2 separate regions of the Homo sapiens genome follow, and region 2 is linked to region 1. A link is a contact called in ENCODE Hi-C or POLR2A ChIA-PET data. All regions are on one chromosome and are shown on one strand. Each heading gives the region's core, a stretch centred on a gene start or an enhancer-like site at or near the end of the contact. The rest is flanking DNA. Distances are from core to core; before and after follow the strand shown. Region 1 holds the start of URI1 (URI1 prefoldin like chaperone). Region 2 holds the start of RHPN2 (rhophilin Rho GTPase binding protein 2).

What was found. A loop is a pair of places that touch in the nucleus more often than their neighbours do. ChIA-PET counts read pairs that join two places held with the same protein, here RNA polymerase II (POLR2A).
Region 2: a map of sciatic nerve shows a loop between it and region 1 (20-fold over the local background). The contact joins the promoter of RHPN2 here to the promoter of URI1 in region 1. A Hi-C loop is called at or near these places in 1 of 168 maps with a recorded cell type or tissue (sciatic nerve). POLR2A ChIA-PET finds 5 or more read pairs at or near these places in 1 of 52 experiments (MCF 10A).

What each region holds. Positions count from the first base shown.
Region 1 is chr19:29,940,103-29,943,972 of GRCh38, reverse strand. URI1 (URI1 prefoldin like chaperone) reads right to left here and starts at 1,734. Exons shown (of 11, transcript NM_003796.3): 1 at 1,309-1,734. The coding sequence starts at 1,425. RefSeq lists a silencer at 1,209-1,878 and an enhancer at 1,899-1,988.
Region 2 is chr19:33,062,293-33,066,162 of GRCh38, reverse strand. RHPN2 (rhophilin Rho GTPase binding protein 2) reads left to right here and starts at 1,275. Exons shown (of 15, transcript NM_033103.5): 1 at 1,275-1,379. The coding sequence starts at 1,311. RefSeq lists enhancers at 241-740, 1,953-2,581 and silencers at 888-1,387, 1,448-1,667.

The DNA.
Region 1 (3,870 bases), core at 485-2,984:
GTATAGACGGAGGTCTCCCTGTGTTGCCCAGGCTGATCTCGAACTCCTTGGCTTCAAGCAATTCCACGACCTTGACATCCCAAGCAGCTGGGATTACAGGTTTGAGTCACCACCCTAGCCACTGGATTTTTAAACCTTCATCTTGAAAACATGGCTTCCAAACCTAACAGTTGCGTTATTAGAGAAAAATGGCTGAGAAATGAAAATCCAACCCACAAAATAATTTAAACCAACCAGAACAAAGAAAGATTCCCGCAGTTCATCCCAACAGGTGGTTTCCAAGCAAACGAGGGTTTTTTAAGTTCTATCAAAACCCCCATCTAGTAGAACTGAGTATATTTTTGTATCTATGTAAACAGTCGTTCTTATACAGGAATGTTCAATTAAAAAGTTAAGAACTTTTAAACTGCTTATAGTGTTGAAGCAACTTCCTAACCCTTTATAATCCATGCTCTTCCAAACATGACATAAAATATTTTAAGCAAATTAAATACTGCTTTTCAAAGTAACAATTTCAAGACACTTGAGGGGACAGAATCAATCTGAAAGACCACAGAATCCACAGAAAAATCAGATTTAACAATAAAACTATTTCTTAAATTGGGAATACTTCTTTATATAAAGTCCCACTAGGAAACACAAAACTTTGTACCCTTTTCACCAGTAGTTTAAAACTCATTTATTATACGATGAAATTAAAATTTGTAAAAATGAGCCGGGTGCGGTGACTCAGGCCTATAATCCCAACACTTTGGGAGGCGAGGTGGGGAAGGGTAGGAGGGGGAGGATCGCTTGAGGCCAGAAGTTCGAGATTAGCCTGGGCAACATAGTGAGACTCTCTTTTTTTTTTAATGTTTAAATGGCATTATATTGTGACAAATATTAAATAACCAAATATTGCACAGGAAGCATTATCATGACAAACGCGGTAAAACTTTTCCGTGCAATCAAAGAGCAACAAACAGTACACATTTTAAGCAATGTTTAGGTCATTACAAGCTACAAATATTAAGGCGAACGCTTCCGTTGACAGCGTGCTGCCCCCGCCCCCAAATTCCCACGCGCTGCCGCACGCCTTCAGCTCAGAAGCCCCCTTTCCTGGGCAGGCGAACGGGCTGCACACCCCTCACTCCGCTGCGAAGTCAAAGGGCTGCAGACAAAGACAACAGAAGCACGTGACAAAAGTTTATCCCCGTTCCCTCCGGGGGCCCGGGCAGCTGGGCCTAGGCCACGCGGGGCGGCGGCCCAGAGCACAGGCAGGGGCAGCCCGGCGGGCGGAGGCGGAAGCGGCGCGGGGCTGCTAGTTACCTTTTCCTGCTCCTCGCGCAGCCGCGCCACATCCGGGGCGCGCAACGGAACCAGGGCAGGGGCCGGGGCCGAAGGGGGCGAGGGGTCGGGGGGCGTCTCCACGGTGGGCGCCTCCATGACGGGCCCGCGGGCCTCAGCGCGGCGTGTGAGTCCTGAACCAGCGCCTGCGCAGGCGGCGCGGCCGGCAGTTGCCCAGCGCCCGCGCGCCCGCCCTCAGGCACCGCGCGCCCCGCGCCCAGGAGGCCGCGCCCGCCGCCGCCGCTGCTGTTCGCGTCCGCGCCGCCCGCTGCCGCATCTCACACGTGCATGTCCCCGCCGCCGCCGCCCCGCAGCGGGCTCCGAGTAGCAGGCCGCCTGCCAGGTACCGAGACGCCTCTCCGGTGCGGGCCCAGCCAGGCGTCGCGTGGCGGCCGCGCCTCCCCACACGCCCCGCCTCTCGCGGCACGCCGGAAGCAAGCGCGCAGGCCCCGCCCCCGACACGCCCAGCTCGCGCAGGCCCCGCCCCCAGGGGAGTGCGCTTGATGCGAACCGCGTGGCTGGGGCTGGCGGTGTCCGCGCTGGGCTGCGTTTGTATCCCTCTGGAAGCTTACATTTTATGCCGATATTTCTTTCTTTTTTTTTTTTTGAGATTACGTATATGAAAGCACTAAATATAGGCTTTGGAACCTTAAAAAAAAAAAGCTTACATTCTATAGAAGCTCCACGCCCAGGAAACGCTCGGCAACAAGAGCCGCGTGTCGCCTTGAGTGCCCCATCTCCCTCCCCGTCGTTTGGCGCTGCATCTGTATCTAGGAGCTTAATTCATGTACTAGAGCTGTTTCATAAGCACATTTAATTTTAGCAAATTCAACTCTTTCTGTGCCTTTTTAGTGAGTTGAAATATACAATTATATTTTGCATGTTCATTAATTACTGTACACATTGTATTTTCTCTTATATAAATTAAGCTACTGTACTAATTTTAATATGCTGCTATGAATGGACTAAGAAATTTTCCAAGGATAACTTTGCCCCCACTTTTCTTTTTTTTTTTTTTTTTTTTAAGAGACTGAGTCTTGGTCTGTCGCCCGGGCTGGAGTGCAGTAGTGCCATCATTTCTCACTGCAGCCTCAAACTCCTAGACTCAAGCGATCTTCCCACCTCAGCCTCAGGAGTAGCTGGGACCACTGGCCCGCACCAACACATCCTGTTAATTTTTCTATTTTTTGTAGAGGCGGGGTCTCCCTATGTTGCCCAGGCTGGTCTTGACATTAAGCGAGCCTCCTGTCTTAGCTAACCTCCTGTCTTGGATTCCCTGAAGTGCTAGGATTACAGGTGTGAGCTACCACACCTGGCCGTTCCAATTATTTTAGAACTCCTGTGCCCACTTCCTCCTACAGCCCTTTGTACAGCCTCCTATTAACCTAACTGCGTGAAAGTGGCCTTGCCTTATCTGCTGCAGTCGCTAGCAGTAAAGATGGGTCGTGTTCGTTCCACATCATACAGACAAGTCTAGGCAGAGAGATGCCTGCAGAGTCACAGCCTGGTGTGCCTGCTTGCTCTGCTTCTCTTCCCTCACTCCTGCCCAGCTCCCAAGTCCAGATCCACCCTTTTTTTCCTTTTTATGGCTTCAAAGGAAGAAAGCAAGGACAACTTGGGAAAAGATAAATGTTCATTCCTGTCTTTTCCTCACTGCATATCCAACCATCATCACCTCTGGAACAGCCAGGACCTGACCATTGTTACCATCTCTTCTACCACCACCATCCTCTCTCCATCCCCAGCCACCTCAGCAACCATTGATCTGGCCTTGCTGCCCCTACTCTTGTCCCTTGTAATGGAGATCGGCTGCTGCCCACCCCACTTCCCCTCGTTTAGGGGCTTAACCCGCGACCACATAGTCCTGTGCCTGTAGGAAGCTGACCCACCCCCTAGCTCCAGGCAAAGGGGGTGATGCATCTCCCTTCTAAATAGTTGGTTCAAGAATGGGTGTGCGATGTCGTCCAAACAGAGACTTCCTGGAGGCTTCTGGGAAGGTTCTTTTTTTTTTCCTCTGTTGCCCAGGCTGGAGTGCAATGGTGCCATCTTGGCTCACTGCACCCTCTGCCTCTTGGGTTCAAGCGATTCTCCTGCCTCAGCCTCCTGAGTAGCTGGGACTACAGGCGCGTGCCACCACACCTGGCTAATTTTTGTATTTTTAGTAGAAACAGGGTTTCACCATGTTGGCCAGGCTGGTCTCAAACTCCTGGCCTCAAGTGATCCACCCGCCTTGGCCTCCTAAAGTGCTGGGATTACAGGCAAGAGCCACCACGCCTCTCCTGAGAAGGTTCTTCCTCATTCTTCAAAAGTGCTCCCATAAGGAATCAGTCTATCCCCTTGGCCAGGAAGTGCAAAGCAGGTAGCCCCATGTGTATCAGACAGCCCCCCAGACCACCTAGACACTCCAGTACTCAGAATGAAGTGCGATCTGTGGTCAGCAGAGCTGAGAACAGAACCCAATCCTTGACAGCATCACAGAACTTGATCCAGGGCTGAATCAACCAGCTCTGGAGTCTGCATCACTTCTGAACTTCCCGTTTAAAA
Region 2 (3,870 bases), core at 26-2,525, 3.1 Mb before region 1:
CTTCAGCCTGGGCGACAGAGCGAGACGAGTGAGGATCACTTAAGGTCGGGAGTTCGAGGCCAGCCTTGATATCATGGTGAGACCCCGCATCTATTTAAAAACAAAACAAAACAAAACAAAACAAAAGCTGTAATCCCAGCACTTTGGGAGGCAGGCCGAGGTGGGCAGATCACAAGGTCAGGAGTTCAAGACAAGCCTAGCCAACAAGGTGAAACTGTCTCTACTGAAGATTAGCTGGGTGTGGTGGTGGACGCCTGTAGTCTCAGCTACTCGGGAGGCTGAGGCAGGAGAATCGCTTGAACCCGGGAGGCGGAAGTTGCAGTGAGCCGAGATCGCGCCATTGCACTCCAGCCTGGGCGACAGGGCGAGACTCCGTCTCAAATAAAAAAATAAAAAAAATAAATAAAAAGGCCGGGCGCGTTGGCCCGCGCCTGCAGCCCCTGCTACTTGGGAGGCTGAGGCTGGAGCATCGCTTGATCCTGGGAGGTCGAGGCTGCAAAGAGTCGAGATCGCAACACTGCTCTCCAGCCTGGGCGACAGAGCGAGGTCCCATCTCTTAAAAAAAAGAACTGTGCTCAAGGACATCTGCCGTGTCTGGGGCGCAAAACCCCTCCTGGTCCCCTCTCTCAGGGCAGTCCGCGAGCCCAGCGGATCCCACTCGTCTTTGCAGCGCGGACAGGGAATCGGCTGAGTTGATCCCATGCCAACAAGCCCGAGTAGTCCGGGCAAGGCGCTCGGCGGGGCAGTCAACGCTCCCTCCGCCATGGGCTCCCCTCTTGGGAAAAGCTTTTCCAAACCGCCGGGCCCAGGGCCCAGAGCTCCCGCCGCGCCCTCGACGTGGCGTCGAGTCTGGCCCCTTCCCCCGCGGCGCACGGGCTTCACCCAGGAGGGACGCGCCTGGATCCACGCCTTCCTCACTGACTCCCCGGGCTCCAGGGCAGGGTGCAGGTCCACAGCCAGGGCTTCGCTGCGGCCCCTGAGACCCCAGTGCCTTTCCTGCGCTCTCGCGGCACTCGCAAAGTTGAGTCAGCCACGACGCCCACAGACAACCCCGAGGCGCCGCGCCCAGGGCGCAGCTCTCCGGGTGACGAGCGCCTCAAGGGGCGCGGGTTCGGGGCCCGCGACGGGGCGGGGCGCGTCTCCAGGGCTCCAGTGCTCGGCCTCAGGCGGGGCTAGAAGGGCCGCGGGACGGGGTGGGAGTGGAGGGGCGGGGAAGGGCGGGGACAGGGGCGGGGCCGCACGTCCTCTCGGGCCAGCCTCAGCCGCCGCGCCTCAGTCCGCCGTCCGCCCTCCGCGCCCGCGCCGCTAGCATGACCGACGCGCTGTTGCCCGCGGCCCCCCAGCCGCTGGAGAAGGAGAACGACGGCTACTTTCGGAAGGTGGGCGGCTTCGGGCGGGCGGGCGGGGACCTGCGGGCTCCAGACCTCCTTTCCCCCGGGCCCTGCAGGGGCCGTGGGAGCGCGCAGTCGGGGTCCACTAGGCCGGGAGGGGGAGGGGGCGCACTGGGCCGGCGCTGGCCGGACGGAGGCTGGCGGGGAGGAGTGGGGGCGGCGATGTCCCCGGCGTCCCGGGCAGGTGGCATCCGGGACTGGGCGGGGAGTAGGGGAGGCGCATGTGGCCGCTCCGCGCAGGTGCGGGCGGAGGACCTGGAGGGGTGCTTGGGTCTCCCCCCTCCCACCCCCCGCCACCCCTCGCTTGCGATCCCTGGTGCCTGGGGAAAGGACCCGTTCCTGGCTGCGCTGGCGCCCTTGGCCTCTGGGCGCGTTGCAAGAGCGCTTGGTGGGAGCGCGGGTGGAGACAGACCATCCCAGGCGTGTTGGCGGTCTCATATTTATTTTAGGCGCTCTGTCGCCCAGGCTGGAGTAGAGTGGCGCGATTATAGCTCACTGCAGCCTCGACTTCCTGGCCTCCAGCGATCCTCCCGCCCCAGCCTCCCGAGTAACTGGGACTGCAGGCGCGCCACCTCGCCACGCTAATTTTTTGTAGAACTGGGGTATCGCTGTGTTGCCCAGACTGGTCGCGAACTCTTGGGCTCAAGGGATCCTCCCGCCCCGGTCTCTCAAAGTGCTGGGATTACAGGCGTGAGCCACTGCGCCCGGCCGGCGGTCTCTTTTTGCCTCCAAAATGCTTCCAAAGTCCGCCTGTGGGACTTTTCAGGGAGCAGGGGAGAGCTGCTGGTGGGAGGGAGCCTCCGGCGTTGCACCCTCCTCCGCTCCGGGTCGTCCAGGAGGGCGTGAGCACCGCAGGTGAGGCCCACGGTCTTGTGCGTCTCACTGTGTGCCAAAGCGGATTTGTCTTGTTGTCCGGGAGACTTGGCGGGGGCTGGCGGCGGGCGGCGGGCGGCGGGCGGCGGGTGGCGGGTGCCGGCCTCGCAGGTTCTTGGCATGTCCAGGAGCTCTTGGGCCCAGAAGATAACAGTCAGGGAGCTCAGTCCCTCAAAAGCGACCCCAGCCTGTGGAGCAGGGGCCCTGGGATACCCGCAGGCGGCAGGGCCTGGGCTACAAAGATGCTTTGGAGCCGGGAGTCATGGTGATGCCTTCCAAGCCTTCCTCCCTCTAGGTCCTGAGCAAGTCTAAAAATAGCTTTTGGCCCTTGGCCAGGGATCACTGAGAGGGTGGAGAGATTGTTGTTGATTTTCGTTTTTATAATAGATACGACAGTGCATAATTATAAATAGGGAAGTGAAACTTTCCCATAAACGAATCAATTCTTAATTGTTCAAAGCCTTAGGATCCAGTTCTTAAATGGTCTTGGCATCTTCCTCCTTCTCCCAGGTGACACAGAGAGACTGTGGGCTTTGCTCACTGGTGAGGAGCCCTGGGCAGGACAGTGTGGGGCAGAGTGGGAAAACTTCTTTTTTGTGAAGTTGCTTTTAGCATTAAAAAAAAAAAAAGTAGTTTTGAGGTATATTTAAGTTTAAAGATGTCATCATGGAATTACAGGATTATAACTTCTAATTATGTGTGGCGTTTGGGACAGAGGATCACAGGCCATGGAATTGCAGGAGGAGGCCTGGCCTGGGAATTCCTATGTCTGTCCTCGGGCCCCGGGGCCTGACTGCCACTCCCACAAAATTGCTGTGTGGCCTCCCGCAAGTTGCTGCCTCTTTCTGGGACATTTCCTCCCCAGATTGTTCTCTGAGCAGGTGTAGCTCTGGAACTCCAGCAGCACCTGGGGGAAAATGGCAGCAAGAGAAGCACACCTGTGAGGGGTGGTCCCAAGCCTCCCAGAACACATTTTCCTGTGGGAGCCCTCCGTGTCTGTGAGCCCAGGGGAGGACTTCTTGCTCCGCACTGGGAAAGAGTGGATGGCAAGAGAGCTAGGAAAGGTGCACAGTTGGGTGTTTTTCATTTATTAATTATTATTATTATTATTATTATTATTATTATTATTATGAAACAGAGTCTCACTCTGTCGCTCAGGCTGGAGTGCAGTGGTGTGATTTCGGCTCACTGCAACCTCTGCCTCCGGGGTTCAAGCAGTTCTGCCTCAGCCTCCGAAGTAGCTGGGATTACAGGCGCCTGCCACCACACCTGGCTAATTTTTTGTATTTTTAGTAGAAACGGGGTTTCACCGTGTTGCCCAGGCTAGTCTTGAACTCCTGACCTTAAGTGATCCACCTGCCATGGCCTTCCAAAGTGCTGGGATTACAGGTGTAAGCCACTGCGCCCGGCTACAGGTGTTTTTTTTTTTTTCCCCCTGAGATGGAGTCTCGCTCTGTCACCCAGGCTGGAGTGCAGTGGCGCGATCTCGGCTCACTGCAACCTCCATCTACCAGTTTCAAGTGATTCTCCCGCCTCAGCCTTCCCAGTAGCTGAGACTACAGGCGCATATCAACCACGCCTGGCTAACTTTTGTATTTTTAGTAGA